Regions from separate parts of the Homo sapiens genome. Here region 1 is linked to region 2. A link is a loop called in an ENCODE intact Hi-C map of the cell type or tissue named here. Cell type or tissue: K562. All regions are shown on one strand. Each heading gives the region's core, and the rest is flanking DNA. Links, peaks and the distances in the headings are about the cores only.

Region 1 (9,722 bases), core at 631-8,630, 99 kb before region 2:
GAGTGCAGTCATTCATTCATTCATTCAGTAGCCACACCCTGGAGCAGCTTCTTTTCCCTCTGTAATATGGCACATGCAGTAAATCTGGTAATGAGACAAAATTGCTCTTATTTTAAAAAACAGGCCCTGGAAAGAAAGACAATTGTTAAGGCCAAAGATGGAAGTGAAGATGAAGTAACCAGTATAATAAATTAATGGCTTTTAGCCATAAAAATAGAAATCTATGATCTATTGAATTGTTTTACAATAGCTCCGCTCTATGAGGCAACTGAGCTCTCTTGTGTGTTCCGTATGGAAATAAATAAAAGCAGATTGAAAAATTGATACAGCAAGTACCAGAGCCAGTAAAAATGTACTTGTAGGTGAGAGAGATCAATCACCATGTGTCTGAAGAGGTGCATAGATCTTCACTTGTGGTTTTGCTTTTGTTTTGTAGGAAAATAGTGTTTTATTGTGGCATTCACAAATTTGGAAATTCACAGAGGTCTCTGGACTTCCTTTCTGCCAACATGAAGGCCTATCCCCTTCAGAGAGATAAGATAGCTTCTCTAAAGAAAAACTTATAGAAGTCAAGCATCCGTCTCTTGGGTCTCTTAGCATCTTCTGAGTAAACCCATCCACTTTTGCATGGCTGTTTACCCTCTCCAAGTTCTCCTTCCCTGCATATGATAGGATAATGCCAGAGGTAAGAAGTCCATGAGACTGACTTTCAAATATTTTAAATGTTATTTACACAGCTAATTTAGTTTGCCCAAGTAAAAATGTGCACACCTAACAGGATCTATAAATGACTCCCTAGTTCAGCTCAGATTTCACTTAAAAACTGCTCCTATTATTAGCTTATTAGCTGTAAGTGCTTATGATAGGTTTCATGCTCAAATGAACCTTCCTTTTGAGAAGCTAGAACCCACCTGCAAAGTAAAAAACAGTGAATTCACTTACCCAGGGTCAAGAGCAAATTCGGGGTAAGTTGAGGTTTCTAATATTCTTGCTTATGTCCATGGTATGTTTAAATTTTAGGTCCCTGGATTAATACTACAAAGATTATCATACATATCCAACCCTATAAAAGCTCTCACCATGCATTCCATTCCTCTTCTCTACCTTCCTTTTCAACTAAACACTGAAAAGTGACTATTTAGAAAATCTCTTTATAACTACTTTCTAAGCTATTACATGAATATAGTTATTGAATAGGATCCTGTATGAATAGGATGCTAGTTTTTGATCCACTAGAAAAAAGGCATGGAAAAAATTGTTAAGCTAAGATCTTTGCTAGTGCTGAACAATATTTAGTACAATAAAAACAGTAGAACTGAGATTTTTTTAAAAATATATGTTTTCTTCATATATCATTTTAATAACCTTTTAAAAGCTTATAAAGCAACTTGAAGCTTACTTTTACTTGCTAAAGCACCAAGATTAGTATAAACCTGGCTTTGTCTTACCTGATACTAGAAGTCCCAGAAGGCCCTTGCTGTAGTGTGGTCACACCCCAAGAGTGATATTATATAGACATGTTGTGTACTAAAACAAACAAAAAAGCCTAATAATGCATACACATAAGCATCACTATGTGTTTTTCTTAAAGTGACATTTTAGTTATTATTGTTGTTTATTTTAGTTTCATTTAGGTTGAGGAAAAAAAAGCAAATGAAACATTCTCTCCACAGCATCAGGTTGTACTCCTGCTGTATCTTTGGGCATTGAGCATTTCTTTGTAGTCTGTGAAACTAATGCCCATGTTTGATTTATATTTGTGCTTAAATGCCCTCAGCCCAATCCCTTAGAAAACTAATGCTTATCTGTGAAGCTTGGTAGTTGCTGTACAAGCAGTATTCCACGTCTTCATTAAATTACAATTAGGTGACTTTTATTTCTTTTTTTAGTTCAGAGCAGTTTGTAAAAATGAAAAAAAACTTGGTACAGTTTTGCATCCACCCAGGAACCTCAGATAATTTCTCAAATGTTTTTGGTCCAGTAAAATCCCAAATGCATCTTGCCAAGTGCCCTTTTCTCCATGACTTCCAAATCCATGCAAATTTCAGGGAAAATTTAATCCATATGTTTCTGATTCATTCACTCTTAACTTATCATATTGTTGTCTTCAAAAAACAATTTTATGTCCAAGAAACCCTACGGGCATTTTATATATATACACACACACACACACACACACACACACACACACACACACACATACATACACACACACACACATAATCTGGCTTTAGTCAAATTTTTCCCCAGTTGGAGCCTGGAAGCTGTACATTTTCAAGTATTAAGGATTGCTTGAACTTTCCCCCAACTTCATTTTAACTTCAAATCATTCTTGTAAGAAGTAAATTCCAATCAGGATACAGAGAATGTGAAATGGCTGGACATTTCTGCCAGCAGCTGCCTTGCCAGAACCAAGGCTGATACAATGAGCTTGAGCCTGCTAAACAAAGCCAGGTTTGCCCCTTAATCGCCTTCCGTGCTCTGGAGTCTCAGGCGAACTCCCCTCCACTGAGTCATCCTTTAAAAAGTTAAGTTCAGGGATCTGAACCTGCCCGTTTGTAAAAAGTGTAAGCTCAGACAGGTCTGAGCCCTTTGGGAACAATGTAGTATCACTTTGTAACCATTATTTCTGAAGGGTTGAGGGGAGCCTTTGTATAAATGGTATAGTCTGCATCTACCTCAATATTTCCAAACATCATTTTGGGGTCATCAAATCACATTACACAGGACTTTAGTTTTCATGCAAAAAAAAAAAAAAAAAAAGAAAAAGGCCAGAATACATCAAGATACTGAACACATTAACAAGTAAATAACAAATACATGTTTATGCATTGGCTTCTAGTTGAAGCAGTCTGGTTGGCATTTTCTCAAGGGAGTTATTTAAATTTTAAATGGAACAACATCTTATTTAGATTTCTACAAATATGCTAGGGCACAGAAGTAATTTATATGTACATGAAACTCTTCACTTAAGCACCTGGGTACTTGACAATAATTAAAATACTAAGTAGACTTATTAACTTTTCCTTTTAAATTTCCATCTTTTTGCATCTTTGCAGAGGGTGAGAAGAAATTTCTAGAGTAGATTGTCAAGTATCTAGTCTTTTTTCCCAGTATCACATAATGCCTGATTGCAATTCCCTCCTGGTTCTCTTTCTGTTGCATCCTTCAAAAGCGATGCTCTGATCTTCCCTTATACACTCATTGTCTATTTTCAGAATGCTTTTATTTCTTAAACTTTCAGTCCCTTTTACTCCCAACTGCCAGAGAATAAACATTCATTTCACTTCAATATGAGCATATAATTAAGGAAACAGTTGATGGAAGGTATCAAAATCATAGAAAGTGCTGTAAGTCAGAAATTTCCACAACAAAATTTCAACAATAGCCTGGGTATAGATAATTCTCATACTTATGTCATTGGCCCAGACTTCCAACCTCATCTTCAACCATCATGAGTTGTCTTAGAGGACATAATTTAAATAAGTGCTTCTCAAAATATGGTACTCAGAAGTGCAAACACTAGGTCCTCCCAAGACCTACTGAATTAGAAACTCTGGTTTGAGGCCCTTCTATCTGCGTTGTAACAACTCCTCCAGGTGATTCTGATGCCCACTGATGTATGAGCTGACCCTGAAAGTTAATGTGTTGAATCCCACAGTTCGCTTTTCATTTCCTGTTTTCATAACCTATTCTTATCAATAGCACTGTAATCCCCTTAATTTGTTGGCATTAAAATCCTGATGTTATTTTTGTTCTTCTTTGTTCCCCCTTCAGTTTCTCATCAAGAAGGCTGTTATTTCCAAGGTGTTCTTAAAAATCTAATTATGCTCAGTTATTCTAGGCCCCAAAATCAAACCTCAAGCCTTTTCAATATGCTAATATATATCCACTTTGTAGTTTCTTCTCCTATATTGCTGTTAAAATAATTTTTCACATCTGCTGATTTTGTCTTTCATGCTGCTGCTCAAGAACAGTGCTGTTTTATTTTGAACCAAAATACAATGCTCCTTTTGTCCTTTGAGGCCTTCACCAATCAACATTCCAATCCTGCATTAGTCTTATTTCTCATTCTCTAGCAAAGCAGATCTCATTGACTTGTTCTCACTTCCTTTGTACTTCGTATTTATCTTATCCAGATGCCCTCTCTCTCCTTCTTTCCACTCTATTTTCTCTTCCTATTGAAGATACAATTCATATTCTTTGAATTAGGGCTCTAACTTTATCTTTCGTATTTATTTTTACTCTGTGATGACTGTATTGAATTGCTCTAACTTGTATATTTCTTTCCCAATATTAATTCAAGTTGATACAATGTATATCTCCAGATATTTTCTATATCCTCTTAAAGATGATCCTTTACTCTGTACTACCTATGATAAGATGCAGCACATGGTCAACTGGCTTAAAAGTAGGTAAAATTAGATACCAAAACTCAAGTGTCCAGATTTGCAGTCATTGGTAACCCTGGTTTAGGTTTATGGGAGGGAGTATGGAAACTACTATCTAATAACAGTTTGGATATTCATAACTAGTCATCCATGCCAACTGTTTTATGATGTTGTGCCATTCATTACCATATAGGGCACTGCTCCTTATTGTGCCTTATCTTTCAAGACACAATTTACTATTCAACAAATATGAAGCAGTGAAATCAGTGTGTGCTCGTGTGTATACATGTATCTTTGCCTTAACATGGGCCTAAACCTAAAGGAAATTCCATAAAGGCTGTAAACAGAAAAAAAAAATTACCCCAATTTTGACCATTATTTTCATGGCTCCCTGAAATAAAATAGAGTCTGTTTGTTCTTAATATTTTTATGATTTCATGATATCCTATAGAATAATTCAATTTCAAAAAGGCAGTGAACAATAGATGTGGATAGAAGGGCCTAAAGGGAAGAAATGGGTTAGAGAGAATCAGTAAAACTAAAAATATAACACCATCAGACTTCCAAAGCAAAGCCAACTATAATGGAGCAGAAGGCATCAGGGGAAATCTCTTATTTCATTCTGGCACTGAGGGCAAAGAAATTTTACTTTTTAATTTCTTGTGGACAAATTGACTTTGTCAACACAGCGTCTTTATTTTTACCACATCATTTAAAATTGTATTTACAGTTTTAAATGAAAAACTTTAGACAAATTAAATTTAGGAGAGTTTATTTGAGGAAAGACTAATTCATGTATTGGGCAGCCCTCAGAACCAGGAGAGGTTCAGAGAGTTCCACCCAACACGGGGAGGCAGTATTAGATAGGAAAAGGAAATGACATACAGAAACAGCTTGATTGGCTACAGCTTAGTATTTGCCTGATATAGACACGCTCTAATTGGTTGGCAGTCTGTGATTGGCCAAAGCTCAGCTGCTGTGATTGGCCGAGGCTCAGCAACTTGTTATAAGAATATGCTCTTAAGTTAGGCTGCAGTTTTTTAATGTGCAGAGGCTGCTTTAGGCCAAATTTAATTTAATTTAGCAAGAGTTCTATTATCAATGCCAATCTGTAGATTCTTATAATTAAATCTGTGTTTGTCCACTACTCCTTTTGTGAATCCAAAAATCTAAAAATCTGTGGAAACTATTTTATTATTTATTATCCTTGGGTGACAGAATAGTACCAGACGTTAATGAATTTGGTGATGAAACCAAATTGACAAAATTATTTAGTTTTTATTCATCCCACTCATGGCAAATATTTATACATTTTGCTGCTCAAACAATGTTTGGATACAGAGGGAAGTTCTAGACTACTTGGACATGGGATATAATATACTATATGGATCCTATTATTTAAATAAAATTCAAAATTTTCTGAAATTAGAAGCCTATCTGGCCCTAACGATTTGCAATTAGTAATTGTGGATCTGAGCTCATTTTCTCCTTTGATTTTATCAAGGAGAAATTCTAAATTATGTGCTACAATCTTGGAAATATTTCTTTAGGACCTTGAAGTTTTTGTGCCTCTATCATGAAGGAAGTAGCTGAGTCCAATTTTAACAAACAAAGGAGAACTCTAGATACAAATTACACAAAGGGACTGAAAATAATTTAAAACATGATGAAATATCAAGGAGAACAATTCAGAACTAAAGAATGTGAAGAGTTTTATGTATTTTATTCTTTATCATAAGTATGTGCTGAATGAATACATGTACACACAATATATATATATACACACACATATACATATAAAATGTACACATGTAAATATTTCATCAGCCTAATGACAGACTTGGAAATCAGAATTGTAGTTGCTAAATGTGTATGTGTATGCCTCATGCCTTATTCTCGCAATAGATCACAGTAGCAGTTCAAAAAATAATGCTTAAATCCAGTGCGGTGTCTCTGATGAAAAAAAAAAAAGATGCTTATTATAGATGTAAATACCCATACACACATAATCTCTACTCATTAGACTATTGGTCATCAAATTTTTTTCCAATGTAATTATAGAAAATTAGTACTTTTCAGTATTTTATCCAATAGAGTGCTGGAGTATTAGTTCCCAATGTATGGTGCCAACTTCCTGAGAGGATAGTTTTTGGGTGGTTATTGTTTACCTGAGTAACTCAGAAGGCATCTGAGTTGTGCACAAAGCAGCCTGTGTTGGGAGTAGAGTGAGTCAGGCACAAATCCTCTGCTTTATGCTGTGCTATGACTCCCAGGAAGTTCCACTTGCCCCCCTTTTTTTTTGAGACGGATTCCCTCATTGTTGCCAGGGCTGGAGTGCAATGGCGCGATCTCGGCTCGCTGCAACCTCTGCCTTCTGGTTTAAACGATTCTCCTGCCTAAGCCTCCTGAGTAGCTGGGATTACAGGTGCCCGCCACCATGCCCAGCTAATTTTTTGTATTTTTAGTAAAGACGGGGTTTCACTATGTTGGCCAGGCTGGTCTCGAAATCCTGACCTTGTGATCCGTCTGCCTCTGACTCCCAAAGTGCGAGGATTACAGGCATGAGCCACCACACCTGGCCTCCGCCTGCCCTCTTTAAGGAGAAATTCTGGGTCATCACTGTTACAAATAGGGCAGGGCATGGGATTTGGACAATCAGCATTTACTGAGGGTCCACCGTGTGCTGAAATCTGAAGACAACACTGGGAGCTGTTACAATGTTACCAGCAGGCAGAAAAGTCTTTTTCTGCAAGAACTCACAATATAAGCAGAGAACAGGGCAACCACACATTAAAAGATTTATCTAAGGTATATTAATAAAAGAGCATTGACAGTGTTATTAATATGCATTATGAATGTCAAATTCAATAACATATTCAGATGAAAACTATCAAGGCCTGGACTTGCTGAAGGCACTCTTTTCACCTTTGCTTTTGGTATGCAGGTAGATATTGCAGAATGTGCTCTTTATAGCGGTTAACAAGATGCTGTAATGGAAAAAGGATTACAGGGCACAGCTAAGTTCCCATCTAAAGTTGGTGCCACAGCAAAGCAATCAATCAACAAAGTGAAGACACCAACCCGCAGAATGGGAAAAAAAATACTCAAACACTACCCATCTGACAAGGGGCTAACAACCAGAATATATAAGGAGCTCAAACAACTGTAGAGGAAAAAATCTAATAATATGATTTAAAAATGATCAAAATATCTGAATAGACATTTCTCAGAACAAGACATACAAATGGCAAACTGGTATGTGAGAAGTGCTCAACATCATCGATCATCAGAGAAAGGCAAATCAAAACTACAAAGAGATATGACTTCACCCCAGTTAAAATGGCTTTTATCCCAAAACAGGCAATAACAAATGCTGGTGAGGATGTGAAGAAAAGGACACCCTCATACACTGCTGGTGGGAATGTAAATTAGTACAGCCACTATGGAGAACAGTTTGGAGGTTCCTCAAAAGAGAAAAATAGGACTGCCATATGATCCAGCAATCCCACTGCTGAGCATATACCCCAAAGAATGGAAATCAGTCTATCGGAGAGGTATCTGCATGCCCATGTATATTGCAGCATGTTTCACAATATCCAAGATTAAGAAACAACCTAAATGTCCATCAACAGACAAGTGGATAAAGAAATGTGGTACAGGTACAGAATAGAATTCAGCCAAAGGAAAGAATGAAATCCTGTCATTTGCAACAATATGGATGGAACTGGAGGTCCTTATGTTAAGTGAAATAAACCAGGCACAGAAAGACAAACTTCATATGTTCCTACTTATTTGTGGGAACTAAAAATGGAAACAATTGAACTCATTGAGATGGAAAGTAAAAGAATGGTTACCAGAAGCTGGGAAGGGTAGTGGGAGAAAAGGGGGAGTGTGGGGATGGTTAATGCATACAAAAAAGAGAGAGAATGTATAAGATCTAGTATTTGATAGCACAACAGAGTGACTATAGTCAATAATAATTTAATTGTACATTTAAAAATAACTAAAAGGGTATAATTGGATTGCTTGTAACACAAAGAATAAATGCTTGAGGTGATGGAAATCCCACTTACCTTGATGTGATCATTACATATTAGATGCCTATATCAAAATATATCATGTACCCCATAAACTCTATGGGGTATATTACTATATTACTATGTAATCACAGCAATTAAAAATTAAAATAAAAATAATAATAGAGTTGGTGCCAGTAAAAAGATGGGAGAATGAATTGTAAATGAAGGATTGGTTCTGGAGCCTCAGGACGCAGAGAGACAGAGCTCCAATACTGCCTCCTGGCAGTTCTTGAAAACATTCTACCCACAATATTGTGGCCATTATTTTAGAGTATGGGAACCCTTTTGTTTCCTAACAAAAAGTCATAAGTTTTACATTTCTTTGCCATGATGTGAAAGGAACTGATGATTTCTTTCTCAGAACTCTGTGGCCCTTGTGAGTGAAACAGAGAGGACAGGCCACGCTTCAACATGAATGCAGCAGCATCCTTTGGAAACAATCTCAAGACCTAACTGAAAACCCATGTTTCTAATTTAAGTATGAGACAGTAATTACTCATACAGCCAGAGAGGATTCCAAGTCCCTGCCTATTTGCCGCACTATCTAAAAACAATCAACTCATCTTTCAAATCTGACCAAACTACAAATGGTATGAGAACTCCATCGTTTAATAAGGATGTTCATTTTGGCACTTAGCAGCTTACGCGTGGCTCACAGATGGCATCTGTCTCGTTTTGCGTAATCCAATCATCCTGCACTACTGCGTCTCACACTTAGTCTCCAGGAGTAATTGAAAAGCTCACGGTGACAATTGTGTCTTCTTCCAGATGTCATCGCTATAAGGAGTGGGGCTTTCATCACCTCCTTGACGTAGGATGTGTACATGGCTCTCCAGGTCAGAGTTGCTCCAAGCAAGGTAAAGAGAAATTACTTCTTTGCATTGCCTTTCAGTTGCTGCCTAGCACTGGTGTAAATGAATATGTTCTATAAATGGCCTCTCTGTCAGTGGGCAACTTGTTTCACTTTTGGCTGGGTACCATACAGAAAACATTCTGCTGCACGGCTTGCATCTTGTGGTAATAGGGCAATATAAAGGCACCCATGCCCAAGAAAGGATTCTAAAACATGTAAATAGTCGCTGTTTAGAAGGCACCATTTTATTCGGAGGTAAGCTCTCTGGTATTAGCACCTGCACGTCTGCTATCGTTTTCTGAAATCATGACAGTTTGTTCTCAATCTTTTTTTCTTTTTTTTTTTTGCAGGGAGTGGCTTTTATTTTTGTAACTTCTAAAGGGTGCGCAAAATTTTAAA
Region 2 (9,722 bases), core at 505-8,504:
AATGGGTTTCAAAGCTTATATACCACCCTGACAAAATTGGTTATGGGAACAGGATGAAGAGGAATTCTGTTAAGAGGCAATAGGATTACTAGAGTGTATTAGTTCTGACACTGCTATAAAGGTACTCCCTGAGACTGGGTAATTTATAAAGAAAAGAGGCTTAATTGACTCTCAGTTCCACATGGCTGGGGTGGCCTTAGGAAACTTACAATCATGGTGGAAGATGAAGGAGAAGCAAGGGTCTTCTTTACATGGTGGCAGGAGAGAGAAGTGCAAGCAGGGAAAATGCCAGACGCTTATAAAACCATCAGATCTTGTGAGAACTCACTATCACGAGAAAGCATGGGGGAAAGAAAACAGCCCCCATGATCCAATCACTTCCCTCCCTCGACACATGGGGATTATAATTCAAGATGAGATTTGGATGAGGACACAGAGCCAAACTGTATCAGAGGGAGAATGAATGACTCTGAGGACAGAAATTAACCTGTAAATAGTTCACTTTGGAATCGGAATGATCTTAGGAGGCAGACATTATCTTGCGATGGGTCTGTTCAGGTGTGTTTACAGTTTTGGTCTTACGCGGGCAGTGGGTGGGGAGGTGGAAATAAAAAAAACCCACTATTCTCCTTGATGGATCTGGATGTTAAACAGATAAAGGAACTTCAGATCCATCCTGTGCTTTGGGAGAGATGGTTAGAGGTGGGGTGGGAAAGGTCAGACCTTGAGGCTCTTTCGGTTCAGCATGTTGAAGTGCTATATTTTGAAGTATTGGTTTCTGAGCCCCAGTGATATCAAGTCAACTTGGAATTGGCCCCTGCCTTCAACTTTAGCCATATTTTCTTGGAAAAGTTACTCTTGTGGAGCAAGGCTATAATTTAGACTGGTTAAGGACTGTTGAACTTTGGCACCAAACAGGATGGAATTCATATCGTGCTCCACCTATTAGCTATCTTACCTTGGGCTCTCAAAGCCTTGGTTTCATCAGCAGCTAAAGATAATATTCTCTGTCCTTATCCATTACCAATTATTGTTTGTGTGCCTGTATGGTTTGGATGTTAGCAAACACATTATTGTATACTATAAATTCAAAATGTAAGATTGTGATAAATGCTGCTAAAAATGCTTCATGTGGTAATTAAATGTGATAGTTGTAAAGATTTTAGTGGTGCTTGGCAGAGAATAAGGTGCAAATAAGTGATAATTATGATTTTTGTCATCAAAACTGAGAAATTCTTGGCTTTGGTGATTAGAACACCTTGGGCAACCCTTCAGAACCAGGTTCATTGCAATATAATAAATAGCAAGAAAAAAATGGCAGATGGTAAATGAGGTAGATGGAATAAGGAATCTCTGCTATGAATTTGAATGAGTCCATGGGGCCCATAGCAGGAGCAGTTGTGTCTCCCCACTTCTGTTTCTATTTTTGTTCGGGACAGAGAAGTAGGGATTAAAACCTATAAAACAGCCCCACCTTAGTTATCTGCTCTTAGCAGGTCTGCATCTTCCTTTCCAGTTATGAAATCTTTGATTTGGTTATACTGAGAAGGTTCTTTCTCCTCCTGCAATCACTTCCTTTAAGAAATGTCCCTAGACTAACTCTGTCCATTTTCTAAGTGGTCATTACAATAGAAGGACTTCCTCCTGTGTCTCCATGTAATATTGACAACATGTGAAAACCAGTAACTGCACAGATGTATACAATTATACAATTATAATTGTAATTATATATGTACAATTATACATAGAGATCCAAAAAACCAGCATTGTCTCTACCCTTAAGAAATTCAAAGCTGCTGGTATGGTGGGGTATGATTCAACTAAAGACAATGAAGAAAGTATCACTGAAAAGCTACAGAGAAGGGGAGCCAGAGTGGGCCTGCTCTGGAGTCAGGATGTACTCAGGTAGCACTTGAGTCCTAAAAGGACAGAAAGAAGGCTAGGTATAAATGGTTCACACCTGTAATCCCAGTGCTTTGGGAGGTCAAGGAGAGAGGATCGCTTGAGCCCAAGAGTTTGAGATCAGCCTGGGCAATATGGTGAGACTCCATCTTTACAAAAAAAAAAAAAAAAAATCAGCCCAGAATAGTGGTGTGTGCCTGTAGTCCCAGCTACTTGGGAGGCAGAGGTAGGAAGATTGCTTGAGCCCGGGAGGTTGACACTGCACCAGCTAGCACTTGTCTCAGCTGTGTTTGTGCCACTGCACTCCAGCCTGGGCAACGGAGCAAGGCCCTATCTCAAAAAAAACAAATAAAAGAGCCACAGGATGGGGCAGAGAAAAAGGGAAGAAAGAGAGGACTTTCCTGCCCCAAGGAACTGGATTCATGGGCCAGGCCAGACACCTGCTAGGGATTCAATACCTGACTTCCCCTCACCTGTGTCCTGTGTGGGCTCTCACAGGCCCAGCTTTCAGCTGTGAAAGCCTCTCAGATTAACCCTCCACATACTTGGCAGAGATGACTGGCTAAAAGTTTTTCAAAATGAAATAATTTTGTTATCTGCAAACCATGGAGAGTTAATGTTGCTGGTTTCAGTAGTAGCTGAGACGGCGTGCTCTGAATGAGGCTCAACTTGGAAAGTAGCATTTTAGGGGGCCGAAAAAAGAAGAAAAGGAGGCATAAGAAAAATAATAAAATGTAAATAGCACCTAAAAGCCATTTGCTTACGTATTGCACACCTAATGTATAGTGTATTTCTATCTTCAAATAATTGACCAGCCCAAAATAGCTGAGAAGGTCAAGAGTTAGTATAGGGGTCCATAGCAAATTCAAGAACTTCAGCTTTCCTGTAAGCGCCACTAACAGATGATCTAACCCATCAGTTCACCAATTCATCGTCACGGGAACATTTATGGAGTACTGGCCGTCCACCAAGCCCCCAAGAAAAGATTTATGTTTACAGTCATGAATCAGCCAGGCATTCTTTGCTTGCATTTTGCTTACCATCTGGAAGACTTAAATTTTAAGATGTATGTTATAATATAGGTTAACATTTCCATTTCAAAACTAGCACAATTACTTTATAAAATATTTAAGAAAGTTGTTGTCTAGTAGGAGGCAGATTATGATGGTACAGAGATAATTAATTTGTGGCACATTGCCTAGATCTTCAAACACAAGGCAATTCTGTACTTAATCCTCGAGGAACAGTGATCTGTTAGGATTAAACCCTTTCGCAGTTTACACCACAAGCTTGATCCCGGAGGCAACTTAATTGGGCAGGGAGAAAGCTAAAGACTAAAAGCTGCTGGTAGGTTTCAAACATCTCTATCATCCTATCAATAAAAAATTTCCTAAGTGCAGAGCAGTGTATCCTTACTCTGTTTTTTAAATTTTATTTTTGCGGTGGGGAAGGGGCGCGGGGATACGGAAGAGATCATTTCCAAATTTAAGGTATTTCCTTCACCGAATCGCACCCTCGTGCCCACTCCTTCATTCTCCCTTTCTCAAATCAACAGAAGTCAACAGTTAAGGGGCTCTGATAACAGCAGCTGGGAAGAAGCCGAGCATGCTCAGTAGCTGGGGCCGCTTTCTGAGCACATAGCAAGCTTTGGTTTGCACCAACACCGGCTAGCACTTGTCTCGAGATGCTGCCGGGCTCGTGCACAGCTGATGCCTGTTCCTGGAAAGCTGATCTCTACCCAATAACATGCGGCTTTCGCACGGTCAGCTGCAGCGGCGCAGCAGCGGGGGTCCGAGGAGCCCGTGGGCTGCAGCCGCTCTGCCGGCTCAGCGCTCGCACGGGTATCCCCCTCCTCGTGGCCACGCTTCAGCCCGGTCCTTCCGGCAGCTGCTGGATGAATAAGCCGAAATGACAGGATTGTGGTTAGCCGTGAAGAGCGCGTAGATGCCACAAAGTAGGTGTGTCACGGAAGAAAGTGCTTAGGGAAGATTCTTGCAGGAGATCTAATTATCGCTTTTCGTCACTTCTTGGGACCCTGGCGTTCCCTGCTCTCCACTTGCGGAAGATGGTTATAGTAGTGACAGAGCTGGCACAATGCTTTCACCTCCGGTAAGGAGAGCATCTTTGCATGCTTTTCTCTTTGCAACGCATATCAGCTTTGAAATATACAGCTGGGAAAGGTCTTTAAACTAGCCTTGCCCTCACTCTACTAGTTTGTTCTTAAGGAAGACTGGGGAAGAGGACTTTTTGTGTGATTTTTAAAAAATCTTTTCAGGTTGGGGTTAAAGACAAGCATTAGTGTTCTTACTAACCTGTCTGTCTTGCCTCTAAAATTTACTTGGTAGAATTTTGCCTTGAGCCTAACATTTAAGTCTCCATTTGCAAGATGAGGTTAGGGGTACTTTCTTTTCTCTTTTAAAAAATAATTCCTGGGATATTCTTGTAAAAGGTACATTATGCTTGTAGGTAAACTGATAATCATAATAGCCTTTTCGAGATGATTGTGATTTCAGTTACAGCCAAGAGAGAAAAACTAATCTTGACATTCACATCAACCTTGGTCAGCGTTGAACTTACACTGAGTAGAGGAAATAGTCGCACTATGATTATCTGGTTATTTGTTAAGAAAAAACAACACAACCCCAAACGTGTTCAGGGTTTACTCTTGGAATAAATAGGAGACACAAGTTTAAACAAAAATTTAAAATTAGTACTCGTCATTTTTGGGTGCTGAAAAGGATGGCTTCTCCAATCAGGCATTGGTTTAAAAGTAAAGAAACATTTTCAAAGTGTAGTTTTGTGTTTGCAAAATAACATTTTTGATAGAAATTGTGGAAAGTCAACATCTTCATATGGCTCCTCATATAAAAGAAAAAAAGCAAAAGAGGGGTCTGTAGGAACTGAAGCCAAGAGCAGCTGCATAAACATATCTAACTCTGTGCCACCAAAGAAAACCTGTCCAAAATGTCATGTAATCATAGCTACAATTTCCATTGCTATTAATTTGCCATCCTCACAGATTTAGCAGTTTTAAGAGAAAGCACTTTTCCAAGTAAATCCCAAGTTAATAAGATAGTAGTAGGTCTACAAGTATTGTCTAACATTTAGCAACTATAATCAAATGGGGCAGAAAAATGTCTTTTTCCTAGTTTGGTATTAGACTTGTTTCATGCTCAAATATACACTTACTAAAAACAACTCATTTAAAATAATAACTGTATTCTTTCTCTGAGGCATCAAAGGATTTTTCCTTATCAAAACAAAAATAAAAAGAATAAAAATCTTTCAGTGATGCAGAGGAAGAAAAAAGACAAGGAAATACTTGTTGAGTGGTGAATACTTCACTGGAAAAAAAAGTTGGAATTTCTGGATAGTTGATTGCTTTTAAAGCCTTCTTTTAAACATAATTTAGTATTTGTGACGCATACCCTGGCAGGCCCATTTAACCATGAATGAGTGACAGTATCTTTATAGACAAACTGTAAAATATGTTCAAAATTTGCCTTATAACTGGTAATCCAAGCCTTCGCTGATGTACTTGCTGATTTCCGTAGCTTGCCGTGGCAGATCTGCACAGGTCTATGAAGGTGTGCCTGATATATGAAATTCAGGCAGGTACATAAGGCAAGGGAGGTGCGTCTTAGCCCTGAAAAGAGTTAAAGATGATTGGAACCAGTCAGGAAATTCTAACAAAGCTAGAAGGGGACAAACCTGAGGACACATCCCCTAGTAAGAAAGGGTGAGGGGTCAAGCTTGTATAGGGCTAGAAATTCCTATTTCTAGTTTGTTCTGTAGGGACTAGAACCCACATACAGTCAACAAGCTTTGTTCTACAAAAGGGATGAAGTTCTTTGAAGTCTGATTACTTACCCAGAAGCTTGGAGAAACCCATTTCTTCCTTTTTTGTGTGTCAACACCCCAGCATGATTAGTAGCACTCCACTTCCTGAGCCCTCAGTGGACTTATGGGAAGACAAAAGCTGTCTGAGTTCTCTGGTGTTAATAGTTTGACCTCTGATCTTTGCCTGTTCATGCTGCTAGCCACTCAGGTCCCACCCAGGTGTCCCTTAGTGAAATTAACGTAAGAAGTGCCCATCTCAGAAGCTCTCAAAGCCCCAGGATTTTACTGAGGAAAACCTGTCTTCCATTCCCTTGTCTGTGCTGGTCTCATTGTCTGAGATGGTAAGTCCCCAACCAGCGATGATCATTCCTATTCTAGTTAGACATAAAATGTGTTCTAATGCTGAGTACCACACTCAGCAGTGACCCAGAGTAGTGCCGTAATGATCAGTCATAAGAAGAAAACAGGAAAAAGTGATTTCTGCATCTGAATATGAGAGAGACTTTCTGTTCCTTTCTCTCCCTCTTTCCTCTGTCACCCAACTGTGACACAATGAGGAGTAAAACTATTCCAGGGCAAGTCATTATATTTCCCATTTTAAGGGGTGAGAATTGTGGTGGGGCCATCGCATATTGTGTCCCTAATCTGTCCCAGACCCCACTATCCACCCTCCATGTCTCTTCCATATCAGTTAGAAAATAACTGAGATTTTATAAGCTCCCTTAGAGGCAGTTAGTCTGTGAAGCACATGGTTGAAATATAATGAATTCCCTTTTAACAATCAAATAGTCCTAGAACTTCTGTTCTAATGTGTTTTCCCTGCCTTTTGCTTCATTAAGAACTTTTGTGTGCCTCTTTATTTCTCTACTACTATTTTAGAGATGGACTCAGCTAGTGCTTAGGATCTGAACATAGTTCAGCTATATAGCTTGTTTATTCTCAAAACTGGGACCAGCATATATCCCAAGAACATTCAGTAGATGGCTACATGATCAGAAATGTTTTTATCTTACTATAAAAGTTATATATTATTTTTCCTATAAATTATACCTACTATAACAAAATAACATAAATATAGATATTCAGTGTATTGATGAACTATAGGGTTCATCACTATAGGGTGTGACGGCTCACACCTGTAGTCTCAGCTACTTGGGAGACCAAGCTGGGAGGATGGCTTGAGGCCAGGAGTTTGATACCATCCTGGGCTATATAGATCCCATCTACAAAAAATTTAAAAAATTAGCCCAATGTGATGGCACATGCCTGTAGTACTAGCTACTTAGGAGGCTGAGGCGGGAGGATCCCTGGAGCCCAGGAGTTCCAAGCCGCAGTGAGCTATGATCTTGCCATTGCACTCCAGCCTCGATGACAGAGCAAGACCCTGTCTCTAAATAATCATCATTATCATCATCATCATCACCATCAAATAGAGAACTTTCTCAGTTATTCCCTCCATCAAATTTATAACAGTCTAAAAATAGCTATTCAGCTATATTTGTATAGCATGATAGGTTTCAGTCCTAGTGCTAATCACTGATTGGTTTTGATGTAATAAAGGAATTTTCCATTACTTAAATGATTCCTAGCTTTGGTTTTAGCAATTTAATGAAAAGATAATTGTACCTACAGAGAACTGGAAATACTCAAACATTAACTATGTGTAGTCTAGGCAAGATGCCAGAAAAATGAAATTAGTTCTAGGATTGATATATTCATGCCCCAAGTTCCAGGGATTCTGTGTCATCTTCAAGGGTATAGTTAGCTTCTAGCCCAGCCAGTGACTTTCAGATTGTCACTGCTAGGAATACAATTTGAGAACACAGACACATATTGAAGTTTGAGGCAGAGCCTTGTATTGTTTCTCTGTGATATTGTTTCTGCCAAGTAGCTCAGCAATGGAGGTTAAGTGAGGGCCATGGCAGACACCTTATCAAATGTGAAAGTCCAGTTGGAATCTGTATATTTGCATTTCTTAGTGCTATGAAGAGCAGACAAAGAAATAGTATAGAGTGTGACCTCTGGTAGGGCACTGAGGGAAGCCCTCTCTGAGGAAATGATGTATGATTTGAACCTGGAATGGAGCTGAAGTCTGGGGACATGTTTCTGGTTGCTTGGTTTGCTCTAGCAATGGATATATAGTAGTGTGGTCAGACCGGAGGGGGTGTGTGTGGGGGGGGGGTAATGGCAGGAATGGAGTATGGGGGTGGGAGTGAGGTAGGGACTAGGGTGTGGGGGAGATGGGGAGGAAGGAGATAAGTTTAAAAAGATAGGCAAGGGCTATAGAGACTGAATTTTTAAAGTGCAGTGGAAGCCACTGGAGGATGCATTTTAAAGGAGCACTATGGCTGCTATGTGGAGAATGTCAACAGGGAAAGCTGGGAGATCAGGAAAGAGGTCATTGCTGTAGACAGGAGACATTGGTAACTTGCACTAAGGAGGTAGTAGTGGAGGTGGAAGCCAGCACATAGACCTCCTTCTCTAAATTATGTTTTATTTTTAATTACAAACATAATGTACTTTCATTGTAGAAAACCTAGAAAATACACAGACATGTCCCCAAAGAAATGAAATCATAACCCCTCCACCCAAACTTAATTGCTGTAATATTTTTGGTATCCTACAGAAAACTTAGAAAATACAGGGATCTGTCTTCAAAAGGAATGAAGTATTCTATAGTCTTAGCACCCGAACTTACAGGTAATATTTTTGGTACCTGTCCTGTGAACCCTTTTTGACACCAGTGTTGTCATTTTCCGAGAAACTGGTTTATTCTGACAAAACATCTCTTCTGGCTTAAATAAACTGGAAAATGTCTGCTCTAAGACTGGATGAGAAAGTGAGTGTATGTGCCACAGAGTCACTTCATTTATTTATTGAATATTTTACTGCACGCCAGATGCTGGGCTCTGTGATATGTGGTGTCTGTTTTTCTCAATTAACCAACTCCTTTCACAACCTAAATTGTTAGCACTACATTCCTTGCAGTTAGGAAGGCTGAATTTTCCCCTTTGACCTTCTATATAAGTTGTGCTTGTTCACTATCCTGCTTTAGCAGAGACATGGGTATTAGTACTCTCATGACATTGGCGTCTTTTCACTAGAGATAGACTAGGAAGAGGCTGAACTTGGGAGGACCACTCTGACTTGGAGTAGACCAAAAGAGGTCCAAAGGCTGAGAGGACCAAATTTTTTGTTGTTGTTGTTTTGCTCATAGGTCTTCATCTTTCCAGAAGTACTTATCAGTAAAGGAGAAAGTGGGCTTCCTCCAGGCCCCCAGACAGGGGCTACTTAAAACATAGAAGGGAGAAATCTTGCAGTAGTCTCCTTATAACTCTCTAAGAATGTATTCATTTGACCTCTTACTCTGGTTTCAAATACGTTCCATTTAATAGGTGTGTAATAACTTGATTATTAAAAATACTAGTAGGGTTTGCATTCTATTTCCAAGCTTTTAGAGTGATTTCATGCAAGTTACTTTATGAAATAAACATTTAAGACCACTTCTTTATCTGTCCCCAGACATCTGAAATTCAGCATACTGATAACAGAATAGGGTTTATATTTGTAATCCAAGCTTGCTCCTCCTGCTGTATTTCCTGTCTCAGTTAAGGCTGACCTTTTCTAAAGTCTCCCAAATGATCAAGGAGAATCTTTTTTAGCTCTTTCTCTTCCATCCAGTAGGAAAGTATGTCTATGCAAGTTCAGAAAAGCCTTGTAAAACTTTTCCTCTCATCCATTCTACCAGTCGCTACTTTGGTTCAATCAACTTCTATCTTTCACTGGGTCTGTTAAGCATTGCAGAAGGCTGTGAAGGGAAGGTTCTCATGCTTGTATGCCTGATTTAAAAAAAAAAGTTACAAAAGACCAAAGAAATCACAAGTTTGCACAAAGGCCATTAAAACCTTCTACAAAAAATACCTCTGCAAGGACATCTGCCCAGCAACTGCCAGTTCAAACTTAGACTGGCATCACCCTTG

The links. Hi-C counts contacts between places; a loop is a spot of excess contacts. Peaks named below come from ENCODE experiments on the same cell type or tissue, not always from the same donor. Only the 100,000 strongest peaks of a DNase experiment are listed, where the experiment ranks them.
Region 1: a loop joins it to region 2, with 2.4 times the contacts of the local background. A loop is called at or near these places in 4 of 110 quality-filtered maps.

The regions. Positions count from the first base shown.
Region 1 is chr6:129,860,761-129,870,482 of GRCh38, reverse strand. The region is part of intron 2 of LOC105377999 (a long non-coding RNA gene); the gene reads right to left. It overlaps TMEM244 (transmembrane protein 244), which reads left to right and starts at 9,168. Exons shown (of 5, transcript NM_001010876.2): 1 at 9,168-9,327. The coding sequence starts at 9,295. RefSeq lists a silencer at 6,565-6,859. In K562, for the core only: a CTCF peak has its summit at 5,238; a DNase peak (open chromatin) is centred at 5,322.
Region 2 is chr6:129,761,417-129,771,138 of GRCh38, reverse strand. No RefSeq gene overlaps it. Among named protein-coding and RNA genes, the nearest start is that of ARHGAP18, 56 kb to the right of the region's middle. RefSeq lists an enhancer at 2,285-2,454. In K562, for the core only: no CTCF peak of the experiment used is centred there; a DNase peak (open chromatin) is centred at 3,698; H3K4me3 peaks cover 761 bases.